Regions from separate parts of the Homo sapiens genome. Here region 2 is linked to region 1. A link is a loop called in an ENCODE intact Hi-C map of the cell type or tissue named here. Cell type or tissue: ascending aorta. All regions are shown on one strand. Links, peaks and the distances in the headings refer to the core of each region. The heading gives the core; the rest is flanking DNA.

Region 1 (12,237 bases), core at 5,800-8,299:
ACCCTTCTATAGAAGACCACTAGGCTGCCCATCAGTAGAACACAACAAAGGAAAAATCCTGTTTGTGTTTCCCTTGGACCTACCTGGATAGCACTTTCACCAAACCACAGAGCCACTCTGCCCTGACAGTTATCAAGAGGCCAAAACCCACAGGACAACTTTCACCACCCCTCTCTCAGTAGGAAGCAGTTATAGACGCCTGATCTTTGTCCATTTTCCCCAAGAACTGGGTCTTGGAGTATTGAGGGGGAATGTTAGAGTAGGTAGTTAGTCAGACATGAGCAGGGCATGAAAGTGGCTCATTCTCCCCAGGAATATCAGGTGACCATCAGGTGATGGTCAAGCAGTTGTTAACCTGTCTCTCTAAAATAATTGGTTGCAACGGGTGCCAGAGAAAGGCCATCTCCCAATACAAACACGTGAAATCGGTAAAGACAGCCTTACTGTCCATCAATACTGGATTGCAGACTTTTTTTTATATTTTGTCTTAGGTTCAGGGTTCAGGTGCAGGTTTGTAAATTGCACGTCATGGGGGTTTGGTGTAGAGATTATTTTGTCACCCAGGTACCAATCACTTGAATAGAGAGTCCCTTCCCCAGTGCTTGTTTTTATTAATTGTGAGAAATCAGATTATTGTAGTTGTGCAGCATTACTTCTGGGCTCTCTGTTCTGTTCCATTGATCCATGTGTCTGTTTTTGTACAAGTGTCATGCTGTTTTTGTTACTGTAGCTTTTCAATATAGTTTGAAGTTGTGTAATGTAATGCCTCCACATTTGTTCTGCCTGTCCGTTAGAGTCTTTCTTGGTTCCTTGTAAATTTTAACATAGTGTTTTTTTCTAGTTCTATGAAGAATGTCATTGATAGTTTGATTGAATATCATTAAGTCTGTAAATTGCTTTGGGCAGTATGGCCATTTTAACAATATCAATTCTTCTTATCCATGAGCATGGAATGGTTTTCCATTTGTTTTTCTTGTCTCTGATTTCCTTTGAGCAGTGTTTTGTAATTCTTATGGTAGAGATATTTCCCCTTCGTGGTTATCTGTATTCCTAGATATGATGCTCATTTACCATTCCAACAATCCTAGGGCACACACACATACACACAGGTACACACATATACATGGAGGCATGCACACAGACACACATTCACACACACAGGCACACACTTGCATACACATACACACTAGCACACACACACACATATACACACAGGCACACACACATACACATTACAGCATCTATTTTTGGCTAACAATAATAAATGAGTCCATAACACCCAACCTTTCCAGTTTCCAACCAGCTGAGGCCTGCAGATCATTTATGATGCCTTTTTCCTTCATTCCCAAGTACTTTTTCCACATTGATGCCACAGGCATTTATTGAGTGCCCCCTGTGTGCTTGACTTCTAAGCCTAGAAGTGACTAAAGTCAATGCGCCGGTATCTCATGCAGGGGGTTATACAAGGCTGTGCCCTGCTCAGCAGCAGCAGAACCTCTGTGGGAGGTCTGAGAGGGAGGAACACTGCAGCCAGATCCAGGACATATCACAGCGAGAGCAGCTGGGTGCAGAAGCCCAAGAGCCGCTCCCACGCATGTGACCAGCTGGTTTCACCCATGGCACAGACCTTATCTCACCAAGCTGGCATTGCCTGTGGGCAAAGTCAGGACCACAGCAAGTGCACATTGTCCCTCAAATTTCAAAGAGGTAGTGGATTAATGACTCAATCTGAAAGTCTGTGCTTGTGAGCTTCCCAGAAAACAAACTTGCAGGACAAAAGAACCCACAGTGCACACTGGACCTGCTTCCTGTTCCTGCAATGCCCCAGGTGAAAACACAGAGTGTTGGGGAGGTTTTTATTTCACTTCCCACCTTTTTTACTGTATGAAATTTAATCACACATGTATTAATTTTATTTTTGTCAGCCAGGAAATTATGGGACATTCTGTTCTGTTCTCTTTAGCTCTGTTCTGTAGTTAACAACAGTAATAAAAGGTGGACATAACATATGTGAGACTTATGCTTAACTTATGCTTAAGTTTTCACAATGGATGAGATGGACAATTATGCCATTGAAAAGAAGGTGGTTCTGTCTGACAGCTGTTACCTGGTGATCTCTCATGTAATAGTTCTACCAAGACTGAGCACATTGGTCTCTGTCATTTTTGGGGCAATCCCTCCAAAGTAACCCCAAAGCTGCTCTTACTTTACCGTAACCATAGTGTGCCACTTCAAATTCCCTGCTGTGAACTGCAAATGGGCATGTAATGCATTTGGTGAGAAGCATGAAATAAATCAAACTATTTTACCCCAAATAGGGCTCCTTAGTATAATGGATATTTTAATTTTAAAACCCTCAGAGATCAACAACCAATGGAAGAGTCTATTTCCCCTGTCCACATATAGCTAGAACCTGACCCACGAAGGAGAGTAAATATTCTTGCTCCCCTCTTGTTATCTCATGACTCAGTACAGAAAAGAAGGTTAAGACTATAACGAGGCCTTAACAGAACCTTTTCAAAATAATGACTGGCTCCAAGGATCAGTAAATCCCAAGGAAAACTATTTACCAGTTAATTACTGTTGCCTGAAACAGTCATTCTCCCTAGTAATCATTTATTTTCTCCCCAAATAATTGCTCCTTTCCAATCTAAAACAAGCTGTTTTACCAGAATTCAGGCCCCCATTTTTTCTGTAACCTCCAGATGGGATACAGGCTTCTGCAACTCATTGAGAAGCTGAGTCTTCATCCTGAAGGCTCCCGTGTATACACAATAAATAAATTTGTGTGCCTGTTTTCCTATTAGTCAATCTGCCTTACATCACCTGATTTTCAGTGAAACTTTAGAGGGCCAAGAGCCTTGGACCCCACAAGCACAATTCAGTCTCCATTGTGACTTTATGCCTCCTAAGCCATCCTTCCTCATTATCTAATTTTTGGTATCACAGTGGCCTCTTACATGATAAAAGATTTAGTTGGTTGATATTCTCTGTCAAATACTTCCAGCCCCAGCAATCTCACAGCAGAGGTGCCACCAAGTATTCATGTTGGTTTCCATTTACTTGCAGAACCTTGGCCATTCTGATGTTTAACCAAGAGTTGAGCTGAGTGGCTCTGACCAGCGTGGAAGATGAGAGCAGCCTGAACTTACACTGTGAAAATGTAAGAAATACATAATAATAAGAGTACTTATATAGAAGAGTTGTTAAGAAATTAAATTTTAAAAGTATATAAAATGCTTAAAATACACAGAAAGCACTGGATATCAGTTAGGTAACAATAATAATAACAATAATACTAAATATCATCTACCCACAAAATTATCAACCTCTGAATCCTCATAGTCATGAGCTTGTCATGTCACTTTCATGCAAAAAAAGATCTCTGTGACTTTGAGAGGGGCAAGTTACAGACAGAGAAATGGAAGCTCAGACAAACACTTCCAGGCACCCACTGCCTACCAGGTGCAGGGCTCCTGCCTGCTGGCCACCCTGCAAGGACAGCTGATCTAGGACCCTTCAGACCCCAGGATCCACTTCCATCTTCAGGAGCATAAGTGCCAAATCCCAGCACCCAGACGAAGTGTCCACCATTCAGCCTCACGGAATGGCTGTGCTTCAGATCCGTCATCAGTCCCAGCTAATCTGACCGTCTTTCCTCCTTTTCCTCTGTGAGATCCCAGTAGAAGAAAAGGCTCCCGCGTTCTTTATTTCCACCAACCTCAATATGTGAAGAGCTCATATTACAACTGTCAGTGATTCCAAATGAAGCTGGAATTGATCTATTGCCTTTTTTTCAATTGCTTCCTATCTGTGCAGGTGTATCTTACAGGAACATACAGAAATGGTATGCTGAGAGAGGAGTTTGAATGATCTTCTAGGCATTGTTCACTCTTGACACTTAAGTTGAAGTATTAAATATTCCAACCTGTCTTTGATAAGGATATAGGACTTACTTTAGAAGATACAACCTGATTATTAAATTGGTCATTTCTAGACATTGATTCTACAAGAAGACCTCAGTTAAGTCTCACACCATCCATTTTATCACAAATCGCATCACAAACAGCGTATTGAGAATTCCCTGAACAAAGCTAGATGCCTGGTCCCAGGCACACATGTAATGAGATTCCTTGGAAGCACCCATTTCTACCTTCATTATAATGAAATTCTCCTGTATCAAGGCCTCATTTCATTTTGTGACTGTCTTTGCCTTTTCTTTGAATCTTCTTGGCACAAAAAGCCTGGTCTGAGATCATGAGTACATCTCTGTGTTCTTGCTTTTTTCCAGCTATTTCCTCTTTCTAGGACAGCCTGCTTGGTTTGCACCTTGTTTCCAGCGGGTTTCTGATGTCTTACTTATCCTAAATACACCCGATCCAGCCACACGTTTCAGGAGTCCTTTTATGACCCCCTGGATAATGTTGGCCACCCTTTCCTGTGTGCCCTTCATTTTTATTGCTTCTACTATGCAAGTCAAAGAACAACATTAGCAAAAGTTCATTCTCAAGTAATAAGGATCTTTGGCTGGATAAAATCACTAAGTGGTGTTTTGTTATCGTTATGCTGTGCTTTGCCCAACCTGTGTTTGGCCAAACATTGATAAGATGAATTGCCTTGTTGAAAATGCCCACATGGAGAGGAACTGAGTGTGGCTTACGGCCATCAGCCAGCTAGAAACTGAGGCCTTCACTCTAGTAACCCAGAAGGCACTCGATCCTGCCAGTCACCCATGACCTTAGAAGCAGCTTATTCCCCATCGAGCCTTCAGGGAGACCCTGCTTTTGGATTATGCCTTCATTGCAGCCCATTGAGGATCCAAACAGAGGCACCAGCTGAGTTCTGCTTGGCTACACAAAAATCGCTACAACCTTTGCAGCTTGAAGCCAACACAAGGGGAGACTGCAAATGGCAATTATAATACAGCATGGAACCCAAGGAGACAGAAGGCCACATGCAATCCTGGAAGATGGGGTAGAAGGAGTGTCAGAAAAGGTTTTGCAATGGCATCTGAGTGGAGTATTCAAGAATTATATGAAAGTGTATTTCGTTCAATAATAAATATTCTATAGGCACTAGAAACAAGCAGAAAAAAAATCTAAGCCCTCATGGGTCTCACTTTCCAGGAGAGAGAATCAGACAAGAAACTAATAAATACATAGAATGAAGATCATGTCACATGATGAGAAGTACCGTGAAGGGGAAGAAAGCAAGGACAGGGGTAGAGTACAAACGGAGTGAGGGACAAATGAAATTATGAATAGCATAAGCCGGGAATCTTCACTGAGACAGAGACAATTGAGAAAAGACCTGAAAGAGTAGAGGAAGCAAGCCTTGCTGACAGCTGAGGGAAGAGGGCTTCAGGCAGAGGGATCCTGAAGGGCACACTCCCTGCAGCAAGGGCAGGCCAGGCTTGTTCTGGGAACAGCAGGATTAGGAGAAAGGTCAGAAAGGAACGGAGGGCCACGTTTATACAGAGCCCTGTAGGCCATTTGCAAGGATTTGGCTTTTACTCTAGGACAGATGAGGAGACACTGGATGATACTGAGCTGCTGTGGAGAGAGTAAAATATAAGTTGATGAAAAATAAATATGGAAAACTGGTTAGGAGGCTATTTGAATAACCAAGGCAAGGAATGGCATGACTTGGAACAAGATAGTTGAAGAACAGCTGATGAGAAATGGTCAGATTCTGGATATATTTTTAAGGTGGACATGGCAGGGCTTGATCACAGATTTTATATTGGAGAGGAAAGTATTATTTTAAAAAAAGCAAGAATGACTTGGCAAACTTTAGTATTTATGACTGGAAAATGGAGTTTTTGTTTTATTGAAATTGGGGAAATTGATGTGGGGCAGGATTGCAGGGTGGTTAAGGGTATTTTGCCTGGGATATCCTGAGCTTGAGATTCCTATTGGGCCCTGGAGTGGAGATGTTCAGTAGAAAATTTGATATTCCAGTCTGAGTTTCTGGGAAAAGAATTGAGCTGCAGTTATTAATTTGGGATTGTAAGCCTATTGACAATATTTAAAGCTGTTGAAATGTCTAGGATTATCAGAGGAGTCTGACTTCCTGAAGATAGGGAAGAATCTAAGGACTATGGGACACCCCAATAATTAAAAGTGATGAAAATGAGGAGCAGTCAGTGAAGAAGTCAGATACGGAAAAGAAGGAGGAAGACAGAGAGTGTGATGTCATAGAAACCAACTTAAGAAAGTCATTTTAGAATGATGGGCCAGGCGCAGTGGCTCACACTTGTACTCCCAGCACTTTGAGAGGCCCAGGCAGACAGATTACCTGATGTCAGGAGTGAGACAATCCTGGTCAACATGGTGAAACCCTGTCTGTACTAAAAACATAAAAATTAGCTGGGCGTGGTGGTGCGTGCCTGTAATCCCAGGTACTCAGATGGCTGAGGCATGAGCATGATTTTGTGTCCGGAATTGGTGGGTTCTTGGTCTCACTGACTTCAAGAATGAAGCCGCGGATGCTTGCAGTGAGTGTTATAGTTCTTAAAGGTGGCATGTCTGGAGTTTGTTCCTTCTGATGTTCAGATGTGTTTGGAGTTTCTTCCTTCTGGTGGGGTTCATGGTCTCGCTGGCTTAGGAGTGAAGGTGCGGACCTTCGCGGTGAGTGTTACAGCTCTTAAGGCAGCGCGTCTGGAGTTGTTCGTTCCTCCTGGTGGGTTTGTGGTCTCGCTGGCTTCAGGAGTGAAACTGCAGACCTTCACAGTGAGTGTTACAGCTCATAAAGGCAGTGTGGACCCGAAGAGTGAGCAGCAGCAAGATTTATTGCAAAGAGCGAAAGAACAAAGCTTCCACAGTGTGGAAGGGGACCCGAGCGGGTTTCCACTGCTGGCTTGGGCAGCCTGCTTTTATTCTCTTATCTGGCCCCACCCACATCCTGCTGATTGGTCCATTTTACAGAGAGCCGAGTGGTCTGTTTTGACAGGGCGTTGATTGGTGCGTTTACAATCCCTGAGCCAGACACAAAGGTTCTCCACATCCCCACTAGATTAGCTAGATACAGAGTGTCGATTGGTGCATTCACAAACCCTGAGCTAGACACAGGGTGCTGATTGGTGTGTTTACAAACCTTGAGCTAGATACAGAGTGCCGATTGGTGTATTTACAATCCCTTAGCTAGACATAAAGGTTCTCCAAGTCCCCACCAGACTCAGGAGCCCAGCTGGCTTCGCTCAGTGGATCCCGCACCAGGGCCGCAGGTGGAGCTGCCTGCCAGTCCAGCCCCATGCGCTGGCACTCCTTAGCCATTGGGTGGTCCATGGGACTGGGTACCGTGGAGCAGGGGACAGCACTCGTCGGGAGGCTCCAGCCACGCAGGAGCCCACAGCGGGGACGGGAGGCTCAGGCATGGCGGGCTGCAGGTCCTGAGCCCTGCCCCGCAGGAAGGCAGCTAAGGCCCGGCGAGAAGTGGAGCACAGCAGCTGCTGGCCCAGGTGCTAAGACCCTCACTGCCCGGGGCTTGCGGGCCGGGGGGCAGCTCCGAGTGTGAGCCACGGAGCCCACACCTACCCGGAACTCATGCTGGCCTGCAAGCGCTGTGCGCAGCCCCGGTTCCCGCCTGCACCTCTCCCTCCACACCTCCCTGCAAGCTGAGGGAGCCAGCTTCAGCCTTGGCCAGCCCAGAAAGGGGCTCCCACAGTGCAGCAGTGGGCTGAAGGGCTCCTCAAGTGCCGCCAAAGTGGGAGCCCAGGCAGAGGAGGCACCCAGAGCAAGTGAGGGCTGCGAGGGCTGCCAGTGCGCTGTCAGCTCTCAATTTGAACCTGGGAAGTGGAGGTTGTAGGGAGCTGAGGTCGCACCACTGCACTCCAGCTCCAGCCCAGGTGATGAAGTGAAACTCTGTGTCCAAAGAAAAAAAAAAGAATGATAAAGGACCAATAGTGATAGATTGTTAGATACTGCTGATAGATTAAACAAGTCAAGGACTGAGATTAACTCTTATTTTAGCAATGTGGTAGTCATTGGTGACTTTATAAGAACATTTTTAGCAGGACAATGAGGGCAGAAAAAAAACCTCAGTGACATAAGTTTAAGAGATGGTGGGAAGGAGATGAATGATTAGAGCTTGGGTTGCAATATCTATGAGCGTATTGAAAACACCAGGAAGGATGGCAGAAGTAGGACTGCACAATGTAACTCAAACACAGGAAAAAATCTCTAAGGAATCAGAGCAAGTGAGGTAGAAGGCAGGTGATTGCCACAAGGAAAGGTAGTTTGAAAAATGGGTGTTTCTAGGGAGCAGGAGGGGGACTGGGTAGATGAGGCAGTGAGGAGAAAGGAGGATGTCTGTCCTCCCTCCATGCTCCCTGGGAGGACAGTGGGAGAGGACCCACACCTCCCCTTAGGAGCACTGCAGGAGAAACAGAATCCTCATGGAAACTAGAAGTTTGGGTTAGAAAAACAGGGGAGGGAACAGAAGCTGATAATATTAACATAAAGTGAGAATTTTGAATTTTCTAATGGGAAGTTACAGGTTCTAGAAGGACCATCAGAAGGGTTTTAGAATTAAGGAAAGTGTGAGAAAAAGTCAGAAAACTGGAGGTAAGAGCTCTAGGGAATGAGAGTTCAGTTCAGAACTGGAGTCCTGGGCTCTTTTGATGACTGAAATAAAAGTGGGAGAGAGCCTAAGGAAATTACCCTGGGGACATCATGGTGCCTTGTGGTGCTGAGGCTGTGAGCTTTGAAGTGGGCAGCTGAGGGCTTGGAGGCTTCTGAGAAACATTCAGACCTCCAGGACCCTCTCTTGAATTCTGACCCTGAAGAAGAGGTGTCCAAAGAGCGATAGACTCACCAAGACAGTGAAACTCGCTCTATTTAAGTCAGAGTCATCTGGAGAATGGATAGAATGGAGGACTTACGCATCTCTTTCAATAAAGTATGTTTCTTCTAAGTGTAACAGACATCATCATGCAAAGTAGGTTTAGGGTGAATGCCATGTCGCCTCTATTTTTCTCTTGCAACTTGGATATATCAGAATGAAAGCTGACAGAAAGAAGCAAGAAGTCAGGAGCTCACGTTCTGTGTTCTTCCCCGCGGAGATGAGGGCTCCTGATGAGTGATCAAACGCTAGAAGGGGGTGAAGAGTACCACATTATTACCAATGCCCAGGACAGATGCCAAGCTGGGCAGTGATGGCGTGCAGAAAAGCCTCAGGGGAAAGACACAGCAGAAGGGGAGAGGGAGCATTTCTGTCTTTGATTCCACACCTGGGAAGGAAGCAGAGTCAGGATTAGTGAACAATATTCAGAATTATGCTTAGTTGGATCCCTTCATGTAAGTTCTGAGAAACTGCTGGGTGATGCCCAGGCTGAAATATGTGCTGAGATCAGCAGCCTTCCCTTGAGCAAAGTAAAGGATTTTGTTTTTAACAACAAAACACATTTCTTGTGTACCCTGAGTGTTTCCCAGAGACTCTCATGACCTAGTGCTTACTATGGAGGAATGTTTTCATTCAGATGAAGGAAAGCTTTCCATCAATGCAAGCATTGTGACAAGTTGATAGCCATTGCAACCCAGCTGTCCCTCAGAATGAGTGTGTTCACTGGAGGAGGTGACAACATCTTCATCATATTAATGAAAGCAAATGTCTAGGTTTTTTAGCAAAAGCACGAACTCTGAAAGAAAGCATAGTTACACATTAACCAGCTTGCCCTGTAGCCCACTTCCATGTAACTTCTTACACTTTGGAATCATGTAGTCCCTATCACAAGGTCCTAACCTCATAGATAACATCTCAAACAGTAGGAAATCTCACGTTTTCCACTCGAGATATTTTCTGCATCATGCATTATAACAGTTCTACAGATGCCATCCAATCTACAGCCCCCTCCGAGGAACTGACTCAGCCCCACAATGCAGTTACCACATCCTTAGGCTTTCATAGTCCACACCCTGGCCAGTCAGCACCCCGCCCTGCTCCTCAGCCCCCTGCCTGCCAAAATTCCCTTGAAACCCCTGTCTAAAACTCCTCAGGGCAGTGAATTCGAAGTTTCCTCCTATCTCCTCATTTGTTTGCCTTCAAGTATTAAATCCCTTCTCTGCTCAACAGCCGCTATTTCTGTGTGTTGATCAGTTACTGTACAATGAGCACAAACACGGGGATCTTGTACAGAGGCTTGTCCTGTCAGGTTTCCACTGGAAAGCTGCCATAAGCCCAAGGAGAAAGTGAGGCACAGACAGCGTCTTCCTCAACTTCCTTCCAGAGGATCGCACTACACACCCAACAGCAGGCTCTCAGAAGTCTTAACATATAAAAACGTAGTAGATAGGTAAATAGACTTGCAGAAGGATAGGTTTTCCTCCCCTCAATTCTTAACATATTCACCCTCACTCATGCACATTCTCATGTACAGTTTCCCAGTTACCCTCCCTAATCAGATGCTCTTACCAAACTGTGTCCTGTGTCCGGCTGTGTGCAGTTGGGGGTGAAGGGAAGGGAGGAAGGAAAGACAAGAGACTTGGCCCTGATGGTCCTCAGTCGTGGGGAGACCAATCTTAGGCCATGCACTATTCCTTCATTGCCATTGTCAGGGCCATGTTTGCTACTTCTGGGACTGGGTTTTATTACTTTCCTTCACCTTTTCTGCTTTGCATGGGAAATGCAGATACCCATGTAGGCACAAAAGGGCATTTTCTTCCCTCTCTCTTCTGAAGTTTTGATAATTAGAGTGTATAAAACAAACTGACAAGTGAAAGGTTAATATAAAAAGACAGCAAATTTGTATATATGTACATGGACATCAGATTCCTGCCAATAAGAGACTCCAGGGTGGTCCTGATGACAGAGGGTTTCATCACATCCTGAGGCTACAGAGAGAACAGGGGCTTGGGGTCTCTGGGGGAGGTGGAGTCTCAGGTAATGGGGGAGTGGAAGAGGCACACATGGTGAGCCAAGGCTGTCCCCACATAGATGTGAGCCTCTCAGGGGCTCGCCAAGCTGACCTCAAGAAGGTAGGTGGCGGCCTGTGGAGAAGCTTCTCAGTCAGACCTTTAAAGTGTCAGGATCTTAGTCTGTTTTTCCTGGAAGTTAATCTTTCCTTGATCCAATAAGGCATATAAAGGGGTCCTCAGAGAAAGGCTTTTACCCTCTGTTCACTTCACTAATGTACATTTCCTCAGCACTTACAAATCTCTGCGAGAGAAGAAAGCTTTTCAGGTCTATTTGTGTGTCAGCAGCCTCTCTGAATTGTGACCCCTCTGAATAGCCACATAAAATATGCCAAAAAAGTACATTTTGAGTGGCACATTTTGCTTTCCTTCGCCCTGTATAACACGTCTTAAAAACAAGAGTGTACCATGAGGTCCACAGCCGGTGGCCCCACTCCTGCCTCCTGAACAAAAGCTTCAACAAAAGGGATAATTTAAAAATGAGCAGCTCTATTTCATGGGCCACTTTCCAACCACCTGGCACTAAAGTAAAAGACCGGTGCAACTCAGAACAGGTACAATGATCCAGGCTTGTGACTGGCAGGTCTAGAATGCCATAGAAGTCCCCTAGTCACTGTGAGTCAGCAAGATTTTCCAGAGAAGGAGGTTGGAGATAACACTATGGAATCACTTTTAGAGGATCACGCCTGGTGGATGTGAGTGCCTTATTGAGGGGTGGGGTAGAGCAGACTTTTCTGACACGTGAAAGCAAATGGGCCTGCTCCACCCTTCAGTGCAAACCAGCCATCTGAAGCTGCTCTTATTTAATCATAGGGAAACAGTCACTTGCTTCAGTAGAAAACATTTTCAACTTACTCTACTATCGCATAAAGCAAAGGCATACAGTTGAAACCACTTGTGCTTTTAACATTTCTGGACCCTCCTATACCTATGAATAAATTTAAATGACTTGCTTATTCCAAATGAAATCCCTATGTTATTTAGGAAACATGTTTAGGAAAATACTGGACTGGAGAGAAAAACAACTCACAAAGAGTCCTGTACTCTTCCGGTGACCTACTTCACATTTAGAAGTTTGGTTAGTTTTTATGCCAGTCAAAACATCCTGCCATGTAACTATGGAGCATGTTCAGTAAAATCAAATGTTTTGCCCACACAGACAATAAAAATGAACTTTAATGTTTTTTGCCTTGGTCTTCAAAAATGCACCCAAAGGAGAAACACTGCATTTCCCAAACAGGACAAAGTGATTTGGTGCCAATCTCTTAAGAATGAAGAATGAAGTGTTTAGCTAGTTTGAGAGTCAAGAAAAATTGAGAAATGCAGA
Region 2 (12,237 bases), core at 5,798-8,297, 70 kb before region 1:
GCTTCTTCGTTTTTATAGACAGAAGCTGAATCTATGTGGCAAGAGCCAGTTTTGATAGCTGTTGTGATGGACTCTTCATACTCTCTCTGAGGAACCTTTATGACCAAGGACAGCATTGTTGTCCTGTCTGATTCACACAAGGGGAACCTCATAGTGGCTGCCAACTTTTTTGATTGCACCTCTATCAGTAAAGCTTTTTGAATTTGCATAGAAATATATCCATGTTTATTGATTTATTACTATATGAATGTACTGCTTTACTAATACGATGTATACATTATTAAATACTCTTAGAGCATCTGAAGATTAAATTTAAAAATCGAAAAATAAGAGCTTTATTAATAACCCAAACTCTGTGCTCTCTCTAATATATTGTGATTAATACCAAATTCTTTTCAAAGCAATGGTATGAATATGCTTTATTGGCTTTTTTTGTTGGTCCTTCTTGATTTAATGCTTTTTGACCTAGAAATGTGAACCTTGGGATTCTACATTCAGTTTAATTTGAAATACGGTTTTCATGGCAGTCAACTGCAGCTAAGGATGCCTCATAGAGATGCTTCGATGCACATAGGGGAAGTCCGTCTTTGGGTCCTCTTCATAAATCATGGTATGGTTTTCTCAGTCCCCTTTGCCATTTGTATAATTTTTGAAATTTGACCAGTACATTATAATCTCCTCTGATATGCTCTTGGTATGTAATTGTAATCAATCAGGCTCAAAACTTACAAAACATTTTATTTGGAAGATTTTTAAACAGATTAAAACACTCTATCCAAAACTTTTAAAGTGTTCAGGAAATTTTTGTAGGTGCCACACTTCTATCATTTTAACAACAAAATCTCACAGTGACAGAAATATTTTCGGACATCTATTTCAACCTTAAGAAAGAAGATTTAATGTGTTATTTAATTAAAAAAACTCTAAAAACTAATCATCATCCCAGAGCACATTAGCAAATATAGAACATTTTTTTGGGAGGGGAGTAAAAATGTGCAATATGTCTTCTTCTTCTTTTTCTTTTCTTGAGATGGAGTCTCACTCCATTGTCCAGGATGGAGTGCAATGGCGTGATCTTGGCTCACTGCAACCTCTGCCTCCTGGGTTAAAGCGATTCTTGTGCCTTAGCCTACCAAGCAGCTGGGATTACAGTTGCACCACCGCGCCCAGCTAATTTTTGTATTTTTATTAGCGATGGGGTCTCACCATTTTGGCCAGGCTGGTCTCAAACTCCTGACCTCAAGTGATCCTCCCGCCTCGGTCTCCCAAAGTGCTAGGATTACAGGCATGAACCACCGCGCCTGGCCAATATGTCTTTATAGTCAAAAATTCTTTGAAATAATTTACCATAGATAAGTGAACTTTTTGTGTGTGGCCTAAAAGATATATTCCTTCACTCACTTTTTGATGGGGTTGTTTGTTTTTTTCTTGTAAATTTGTTGGAGTTCTTTGTAGATTCTGGATATTAGCCCTTTGTCAGATGAGTAGATTGCAAAAATTTTCTCCCATTCTGTAGGTTGCCTGTTCACTCTGATGGTAATTTCTTTTGCTGTGCAGAAGCTCTTTGGTTTAATTAGATCCCATTTGTCAATTTTGGCTTTTGTTGCCATTGTTTTTGGTGTTTTAGACATGAAGTCCTTGCCCATGCCTATGTCCTGAATGGTATTGCCTAGGTTTTCTTCTAGGGTTTTTATGGTTTTAGGTCTAACATTTAAGTCTTTAATCCATCTTGAATTAGTTTTTGTATAAGGTGTAAGGAAGGGATCCAGTTTCAGCTTTCTACATATGGCTAGCCAGTTTTCCCAGCACCATTTGTTGAATAGGGAATCCTTTCCCCGTTTCTTGTTTTTGTCAGGTTTGTCAAAGATCAGATAGTTGTAGATGTGTGGTATTATTTCTGAGGGCTCTGTTCTGTTCCATTGGTCTATATCTCTGTTTTGGTACCAGTACCATGCTGTTTTGGTTACTGTAGCCTTGTAGTATAATTTGAATTCAGGTAGTGTGATGCCTCCAGCTTTGTTCTTTTGGCTTAGGATTGACTTGGCAATGCATGCTCTTTTTTGGTTCCATATGAACTTTAAAGTAGTTTTTTCCAAATCTGTGAAGAAAGTAATTGGTAGCTTGATGAGGATGACATTGAATCTATAAATTACCTTGGGCAGTATGGCCATTTTCACGATATTGATTCTTCCTATCCATGCACATAGAATGTTCTTCCATTTGTTTGTATCCTCTTTTATTTTGTTGAGCACTGGTTTGTAGTTCTCTTTGAAGAGGTCCTTCACATCCCTTGTAAGCTGGATTCCTAGGTGTTTTATTTTCTTTGAAGCAATTGTGAATGGGAGTTCACTCATGATTTGGCTCTCCGTTAGACACACATAGGCTCAAAATAAAGGGATGGAGGAAGATCTGCCAAGCAAATGGAAAACAAAAAAAGGCAGGGGTTGCAATCCTAGTCTCTGATAAAATGGACTTTAAACCAACAAAGATCTAAAGAGACAAAGAAGGCCATTACATAATGATAAAGGGATCAATTCAACAAGAAGAGCTAACCTAAATACATATGCACCCAATGTAGGGGCACCCAGATTCATAAAGCAAGTCCTTAGAGACCTACAAAGAGACTTAGACTCCCACACAATAATAATGGGAGACTTTAACACCCCACTGTCAACATTAGACAGATCAACGAGACAGAAAGTTAGCAAGGATATCCAGGAATTGAACTCAGCTCTGCACCAAGTGGACCTAATAGACATCTACAGAACTCTCCACCCCAAATCAACAGAATATACATTCTTCTCAGCACCACACCGCACTTATTCCAAAACTGACCACATAGTTGGAAGTAAAGCACTCCTCAGCAAATGTAAAAGAACAGAAATTATAACAAACTGTCTCTCAGACCATAGTGCAATCAAACTAGAACTCAGGATTAAGAAAGTCACTCAAAACCACTCAACTACATGGAAACTGAACAACCTGCTCCTGAATGACTACTGGGTACATAACAAAATGAAGGCAGAAATAAAGATGTTCTTTGAAACCAACGAGAACAAAAACACAACATACCAGAATCTCTGGGACACATTTAAAGCAATGTGTAGAGGGAAATTTATAGCACTAAATGCCCACAAGAGAAAGCAGGAAAGATCTAAAATTGACACCCTAACATCACAATTAAAAGAACTAGAGAAGCAAGAGCAAACACATTCAAAAGCTAGCAGAAGGCAAGAAATAACTAAGATCAGAGCAGAACTGAAGGAGATAGAGTCACAAAAAACCCTTCAAAAAATCAATGAATCCAGGAGCTGGTTTTTTGAAAAGATCAACAAAATTGATAGACCACTAGCAAGACTAATAAAGAAGAAAAGAAAGAAGAATCAAATAGATGCAATAAAAAATGATAAAGGGGATATCACCACCGATCCCACAGAAATACAAACTACCATCAGAGAATACTGTAAACACCTCTATGCAAACAAATTAGAAAATCTAGAAGAAATGGATAAATTCCTCGACACATAAACCCTCCCAAGACTAAACCAGGAAGAAGTTGAATCTCTGAATATACCAATAACAGGCTCTGAAATTGAGGCAATAATTAATAGCTTACCAACCAAAAAAAGCCCAGGACCAGACGGATTCACAGCTGAATTCTACCAGAGGTACAAGGAGGAACTGGTACCATTCCTTCTGAAACTATTCCAATCAATAGAAAAAGAGGGAATACTCCCTAACTCATTTTATGAGGCCAGCATCATCCTGATACCAAAGCCTGGCAGAGACACAACAAAAAAAGAGAATTTTAGACCAATATCCCTGATGAAATTGACGCAAAAATCCTCAATAAAATACTGGCAAACCGAATCCAGCAGCACATCAAAAAGCTTATCCACCATGATCAAGTGGGCTTCATCCCTGGGATGCAAGGCTGGTTCAACATATGCAAATCAATAAACGTAATCCAGCATATAAACAGAATCGAAGACAAAAACCACATGATTATCTCAATAGATGCAGAAAAGGCCTTTGACAAAATTCAACAGCCCTTCATGCTAAAAACTCTCAATAAATTAGGTATTGATGGGACATATCTCAAAATAATAAGAGCTATTTATGACAAACCCACAGCCAGTATCGTACTGAATGGGCAAAAACTGGAAGCATTCCCTTTGAAAACTGGCACAAGGCAGGGATGCCCTCTCTCACCACTCCTATTCAACAGTGTTGGAAGTTCTGGCCAGGGCAATCAGGCAGGAGAAAGAAATAGAAGGTATTCAATTAGGAAAAGAGGAAGTCAAATTGTCCCTGTTTGCAGATGACATGATTGTATATCTAGAAAACCCCATCGTCTCAGCCCAAAATCTCCTTAAGCTGATAAGCAACTTCAGCAAAGTCTCAGGATACAAAATCAATGTGCAAAAATCACAAGCATTCTTATACACCAATAACAGAGTAAGTGAATTATAGTGTGTTCACGTTGAGTCCCTTGTGTGGGCCAGTCTTCCAACAAGGCTATCCTTCTTGTAATAACTTCCTTTCTTTTTGCAGAGATACAGTAATAAGTTCATGAGTGAAAAATGAAATATTCCTACATATCTATGTACCAAAATCCCAATTTGAATAAAGAGTTAACTATGAGTAAAACTACAGAAAAATTAGAAAGGAATATAGATGAATATTTGTTATTTGGCCTAAAAGTAAAGGAAGGAACGATGGGGTGTAAAAAGGGTGAATAAAGTTACTCTCTAACACATTAAAAACAGATATGTCCAAACTTCACATTAAACAAATTAAAAGTCAAATAACCATACTGCAAGAAAAACACTTCTATCTCATTTAAAAGACAAAACAAAAATAATACGTAAAACAGATCTTTTAAATCATTAAGAAAATGAAAAATTTAAAAAGATGGTATTGGAGTGATACTAGTAACTAACAATTATTGATTATAGTTAGTACCCTGTACTCTATATTTATTCCTCAGAATAATCCTTTGCACTGGGTACTGTTGATACCAATAACAAATTTTAGAAGACAGGTAGAAGTCAAGTAATTTGTCAAAGATTATAATAGATAGTAAACATTGAAGCTAGCATTTGAACCTGGGCCATAAAGTAAATGAACAGGTAATTTTCAGAAGAAGAAAATTCCAAAAGCCAGTAAGCAAATTAATGATAATTGAAATAAAAGTGAATCTGACAATGAATTTCCCTTTTCCCCACTCAAACTAGCAAAAGTAAAACATTGACAAGTGAAGAAAAAGAAAATCCCTCAATACATATTAAGTTTGTGGAAAAATAGCCCTTTCAGTGACTTTTGGTAGGACTATAAATTTATATAGGTCTCCTAGAGATAATCGGTATTAAGTTTCAAAATCTTTAAAAATGTGCATAATTATAAATTGGTAGGACTTGAGCCTTTAATTACTGAAGCTTAACAAAAAGAGTCCACCCCAACCCAACCGTTGCCACCACATGCTCAAGTTAGAGAGTTATGTTGCTAAAGAAAAATTGTATTCATCATTATTCATTTGGAATTCTGGGGGAAAATTTAAATTTTATGTTGAAAACAATTTCTAGAAAGGATTGTTTTCCCCTAGGGTTCTTTTGGTCAATCTCCTTCTCTCTCAAACTTACTGAATTCTTACTGTTTTGTAACTAGCAGTACCAAATCCCAGGACAGACGTGAAGTTTCTGTCATTCAGTTTCAGAGAACAGCATGTATATTGGGCCATTGTTTTTCACTGTCCAGGCTAAATAGGTCTGATTATATTTCAGCAAAGTGATCCTCTTTATCATTTCCACTTCCTCCTTCCTGTGCTCTGAGACAGATTTTATGTTTGAATTACATAATAAAAGGTAGGAGGGGTTAAATCTAGAGCCACATCCACATTCTTTTGACGGTGGACTAGAAAAGAATCCAAAGAGAGGACGCGTAGCACTGGAACCAGTTTTCTGGTTTTCTTTTAAATTAAACTGCATTTTGAGATGATTATAGATACACAGGAAGTTGCAAAAAATAATTCAGAGTCTGCCCTTTATTCAGATTCCCTGAATATTACCATCTTGCAAACCTATATAGTAAGTTATCACAAATGTAGCTGCCCAAGGGGTTCACCTTGCTTGCTGCCTAGGCAGAGCCAATTCATCAAGACAGGGAAATTGCAATAGAGAATGAGTAATTCACGCAGAGCCAGCTGTGCAGGAGACCGGTGTTTTATTATTACTCAAATCAGTCTCTCGGAGCATTCAGGGAGCAGAGTTTTGTTTTTGTTTTTGTTTTTTTTTTTTTTTGAGATGGAGTCTCGCTGTCGCCCAGGCTGGAGTGCAGTGGCGCCATCTCGGCTCACTGCAGGCTCCGGGAGCAGAGATTTTAAGGATAACTTGGCGGGTGGGGGGAAGCCAGTGAGCCAGGAGTGCTGAGTAGTTAGAGATGAAATCACAGGGAGTCAAAGCTGCCTTCTTGTGCTCGGTCATTTCCTGGGTGGGGGCCACAATATCAGATGAGTCAGTTTACTGATCTGAGTGGGGCCGGCTGATCCATCAAGTGCAGGATCTGCAAAATACCCAGGCACTTAGGAGCAGTTTACGGAGGGTCAGAATCTTGTAGCCTCCAGCTGCATGACTCCTCAACCATAATTTCTAATCTTGTGGCTAATGTTAATCCTACAAAGGCAAATCTAGTCCCCAGGCAAGAAGGAGGTCTGCTGTGGGAAAGGGCTGTTACCATCTTTGTTTAAACTATAAACTAAGTTACTCCCAAAGTTAGTTCAACCTACCATCAGGAATGAACAAGGACAACTTGGAGGTTAGAAGCAAGATGGAGTCAGTTAAGTTAGATCTCTTTCACTGTCTCAGTCATAATTTTGCAAAGGTGGATTCACAACCAAGATACTGATATTGATATTGTCTTAGACTTCTCCAGTTTTGGTTGCATTCCTTGGTGTCTGTGTGTGTGTTCACTGTTGTACAATTTTTCACACATTCACGTTTCCATCTCCACAGTCAAGGTACAAAACATTTCCGTCACCATGAGGGCCCTCCCTGTCACCATTTTCTAATTGCATTCAGCTGTCTTCTGCCTCTGCTGCCTCCTTAACCCCTGGCAACTAGTATGTTCTTCATTCCTATAATTTTGTTATTTTACAAATTCAGTATAAGTGGAATTACACACTATGTAACTTTTTTGGACTGGCATTCCTCTGTCACCACAATTACCTTGCCATTCAGCCAAGGTGTTGGATGTGCCAATAGTCAGTTTATTTTCATTGCTGAGTAGGATTGCATGGCAAAGATAACGCCATTCATCCGTTGAAGAACTTGACTAGTTTCTTTTTAACCCACAGTTCTAACATTGCTTTCAGCTCTGTGTAGCAGTGATAAGAACAGCGTTGGCCTTCCAGTGTTTTTCCTTCCTTTTCCAAGCCATGTGTTACTTGATGTGACTCATTGTCTGGGCTTTGTCAAAGCGAGAGGCAGCGTCCTCAGGGTCCGTCTTTCTTATCTTTGTAACGAAAACCTTGGAGCATTTCAAGTTTGCAGCTTTCCTATTTTGGTGACTCTTGAAACCTCACTGTGATATATATACTGCCCCCAGAGCAGGCACACTCTAATAATGGCTCCAGTTTTAAGATGGTGCAGCTTAGTAGGAGACTGGATCGTTGGGGGTTTGGGAAATAATGTGGGCTCTTTCTATGGAGTAATGCAGCTGTATAAACTCCAGGCAGCTTCCTAAACTGGGGTCAGGCCTGTAAATACTGTAAGATTCTCCACTATCAAAGACTACAGCAGTCTGTGGTGGCAATGCCAGCTTCTGGGTTCCTGTTGCTTACTTTTTTCCCACAGAGAGAAGTTCTTCCTGGTTCTGAGCTGATCCTGACTGGATGACAGAGTGGCAGAGGCAGCGTGTTTTATTCCTTTCTCTATATGGCCATCCTGAGTCTCTTTGCTCCACAGAGTTTCTCTCATCCATTATCTAAAGACTCTACAGCTCTCCTTTAGTTGCTCTGGTCAAAATGTAGTTGTTTCTTCATCGCTTTGGTCTGTTTTTGTGGGTGGGGAGAAGTGTAGGAACCTCTAGTCAGTTATCTTGCTGACATAAGCCCGTGGAATTTTCTATGTAGTCAATCACGTCACCTGCAAATGGAAACAGTTTTCTTTCTTGTGATATGTATGCCTTTTATCTACTTTTCTTGTCTTACTGTATTGGCTAAAACTTTTAGCACTGTGTTTAAAAAGAGTGCTGAGAGTGGACATCCTTGCTTTTTTCCCAGTCTTAGGGACAAAGAATTCAGCTTAGCTGTAGGTTATTGCAGATGTTCTTTATCAAGTTTAGAAAGTTATCCTGTAGTCCTATTTTCTGAAAGTTTTAATTATGGATGGATGTTAAATTTTGTCAAATGCTTTCACTGCATCAATTGATATGATCATGTGACTTTCTTCTTTAGTTTTTTAGTATGATGGATTATATTAACTGATTTTTGAACATTGAACCAGCCCTGTATCCTTGATATAAGCTATACTTGGTTTTTGTGTATAATTCTTTTTATATTTTTTTAAATTCTATTTGCTAATATTTTGTTGAGGATGTTCACATCTATATTTTTGAGAGATATTGTTCTTAGTTTTATTTCTTTCTTCCTTTCCGTTTTTGTCTCATTTTCATATTGGGGTAATGCTAGCTCTGTAAAATGAACTGGGAAGTGTTCCCTCCTCTTTTGTTTTCTGAAGCGATTGTATAGAATTGGTGTTAATTCTTCTATAAACATTTATAAGCAATCCCCAGTGAAATTGGACATGGAGACTTCTATTTGGGAGTTTTAAAATTATAAACTCAATTTAGTAATAGGGCTATTCAAATGATCTATTTTATGTTGGGTGAGTTGTGGTAGCTTGGGTATTTTTCAGGGGAATTGGTCCATTATATAACTTGTGAAGTGTATGTGTGGAGTTGTTTGTAGTACCCCATTACCATCCTGTTTATTTCTACAGGATCTATAGCATAATTCCCTGTTGCATTCCTTATGTTGGTAGTCTATATCTTCTCTCTTTTTTTATGTCAGTCTTGCTAGAAGCTTGCTTGAACTTTATCTTTTCAAACAACCAATTCTTTGCTTCATTTTTTTTCTCTGTTTTTTTCTTTTCAATTTCATTGATTTCAGCTCCTCTATTTATTATTTCCATAGTTCTGCTTGCTTTGGGTTATTTTGCTCTACCTTTTCTAGGTTCTTGAGATAAGAGCTTAGATAGTTGATTTAAGACTTTTCCCCTTTTTTCTATAAACCCTCCTCTTGGCACTACTTTAGCTGTGTTCTACACAATTTGATATGTTGCGTTTTTATTTTCATTCAGTTCAATGTACTTTTTTATTTCGCTCAAGACTTCCTGTTTTACCTGTGGATTATTTAGGAGTGTGTTGTTTAATTTCCAAGAGTTTGGTGACTTTCATGTTACTGTTCTGTTTTTGGTTTCTAATTTGATTCATTTTTCGTTGGATAACATACTCCGTATAATTTCAATTAATTTCTATTTGTTCAGGTTTTTATAATTTTGGTTATTTTCTATATGTTGTGGTTTGTTTTATGGCCAGAATATGGTCTGCTTGATTATGTGATTTGGGAATTTGAAAAGAATCTGTTTTGTGCTATTGTTAGGTAGAATGTTCTATAAATCCCAGTTAGATCCTGTTGGATGCAATTTGATTAATACATAGCATTTTTTGGTGTTTCTCTTTGTATAGCATTGGTTGCTATTGGTATTACATTACATACACACAATTATCACAGTGTATTGGTGTCATTATCTTATCACTTTGAAAGAAGTACAAAATCCTTACCTCCCTTCATGTTCCTTTACCCTCCCCCATTTATAATAGAATTTCATTACATATTTCTACCACATCCATTTAAAACCATATAAGACATTTAGTTTTTGTTTCAATTGCCAAACATCATTTAGAAAACTCAAGAGGGCAAGAACAATCTACTGCGTTTACCCATATTTTTGCTTGCATATTTGTTATTTTTTTCTTCCTGATGTTACAAGGTTCTATTTTTTTTCCATTTTCTTTCTGTTTAGAGAACTTACTTTAGCCGTTATTTTAGGTTAGGTCTTCTGGAAAAAAAATCTTTTATTTTACCTTCTGCAAATGCCTTGATGTCTCTTTTATTTTGAAAGATATTTTTGCTGGATACAAGATTCTGGATTGAAAATTATTTTCTTTCAGCATTTGAAAATTATTGTTACTTGCCTCCATGGTTGTTTGATGATAAACTCACAATTATTTGAATTCTTTTTTTTTTCTATAGGTTAGGTGACATTTTTCTCTTGCTTTTTCACAAGCTTTTCTTTTAGTTTTCATGCATTTAATTATGATGTGTCTTGGTGTGCATTTCTTTTGGTTTATATTGTTTGAAGATCACTTATCTTCTTACTCTGTAGGTTTATGTGTATTTCTAAATTTGAAAAGCTTTCAGCAATTAAAGTAGCCATTATTTCTCTAAGCACTTTTCCAGCCCACCCTTTGCTTCCTTTCTTTTCAGGATTTGATGGCATGAACGTTAAGTCTTTTGTTATAGTTCTACAAGTCCTTGAAGCTCTGTTCCTTTTCTTCTGTCTCTTTTCTCCCTGTTGCTCCTCTTGGATGATTTATATTGCTTTATCTTCCAGATCAATAATTATCTCCTCTATTTCTTATGTTATGCTATTGATTCCATTGATTAAAATTTTAATTTTGTGTATTGTGTTTTTCAGTTCTAAAATTTCCAAATCTGGTTATTCATTTATCTTCTATTTCTTTTCTAAAACTTTCTAATTTTTTATTGAAACTTTTTGTTTTTTCATTTGTTGCAAGTGTGTTTATAATTGTTTGTTGAAACATTTTTACAATGGTTGCTTTAAAATCTTGGTCAGATAATTATAATATCTTGATCATCTGGGTGTACCATCTGTTGCTTATCTTTATTTATTCAACTTGAGACCATCCTTGTTCTTGGTATGATAAGTAACTTTTAAAATTAAAACCTGGACATTTTGGGTGTTATATATTAAGTTTTACATTCATTTATAATATCTAATATATTTGTATAGTGTGGATAATTCACAGAAAAGAAAAAATGCTCAAGAACTACAAACAAGTAAAAAATGTAGATTTTGCAAATTTGAAGGTATACCAAATTATTAGCATTTTTTTGAGAGATTCACATCCATTGTGATCACCCCTTCCAGGGATGTCAGCATTTTAGCCTCAGTGAGATGGGAAAGAAACAAAAAAGCAAATGCCAAGGCTGCAGCAGATTAGGTTATTTCAAATACATCTTTATTTTGGCAGTTGTGGGGGTGGGGTGGGGGCGGGAATCAAGAGAAAACTAGGTTTAGATACTTTTATTTTCTGATCCGGGGTCTTAGGCCAACTTGTGACTGAGCAGGCTAATCAATCTGGAATAAACTAGAAAACTTCCCATCCATGAGATATTCTCTATTCATCTCAACCCAAATCAATAAACTCTGGAACAACCACAGACTCTTTTCTTTATATTCATCAAGAAATGGATAATCTGGGTGATGAGAAAAGCTGAAAAGGAAAGGGAAAGTCTTAGTCATTGTTTCTGGGCTCATAAAGACAGATTTCTGTTAAACTGGTGTGAGCCTACAATTAACACAGTTTTCTTTGTGAGTTAAGTACAAACCCAACTAGTTTTATGATAATAACATACTATTGCATGATGCTGTTTTGAATACACTGTGGAAAATAAATATACCTACACACGTGGGCACACATTCACAAATATACCAGTGCATTCCATTTTTGCAATATGTCATTCTACAGCTTGAGGAGATAAACTATTTGTGTTTATATTTTGAACCTCCAGGAGGGCAGAAACAAATTCTCTCTTTTTTAAAACAATGCTTAGTCTGATTTAATATATAAAGTTAATAAATATTTTAAGGTGATAATGAGGAAGGTGATAAAATTATTACTGTTCAATGTATGTCAAACATTCAGAAATGATTTGTCTATGACTTTTCTTGGGAGAAAATTTTATATTATACCTAGAGAGAGATACAGTGGTTAGAAGATGAAGTCACTTCAATGGGGTAGTTCCATTTTAGCAAGGGGGATACAAATTCTTTCTGTATATGAAGTAATAATTTTTGACATAGAAAATGCCAAGTCATTGAATAGTTATTGTTGATTAATATTACTGATATTTATTGTTAGGGGTTCCTGCCT

What was found. Peaks named below come from ENCODE experiments on the same cell type or tissue, not always from the same donor. Only the 100,000 strongest peaks of a DNase experiment are listed, where the experiment ranks them.
Region 2: it touches region 1 in a loop (2.6-fold over the local background); 15 of 110 quality-filtered maps call a loop at or near these places.

What each region holds. Positions count from the first base shown.
Region 1 is chr10:4,930,168-4,942,404 of GRCh38, forward strand. No RefSeq gene overlaps it. Among named protein-coding and RNA genes, the nearest start is that of AKR1C1, 27 kb to the right of the region's middle. RefSeq lists a cis regulatory region at 11,291-11,862. In ascending aorta, for the core only: no CTCF peak of the experiment used is centred there; no DNase peak of the experiment used is centred there.
Region 2 is chr10:4,860,362-4,872,598 of GRCh38, forward strand. It overlaps a transcript of AKR1E2 not described here and the pseudogene AKR1C6P. Among named protein-coding and RNA genes, the nearest start is that of AKR1E2, 40 kb to the left of the region's middle. RefSeq lists a cis regulatory region at 6,318-6,593 and enhancers at 7,276-7,570, 10,284-10,811. In ascending aorta, for the core only: no CTCF peak of the experiment used is centred there; no DNase peak of the experiment used is centred there; H3K27ac peaks cover 2,235 bases.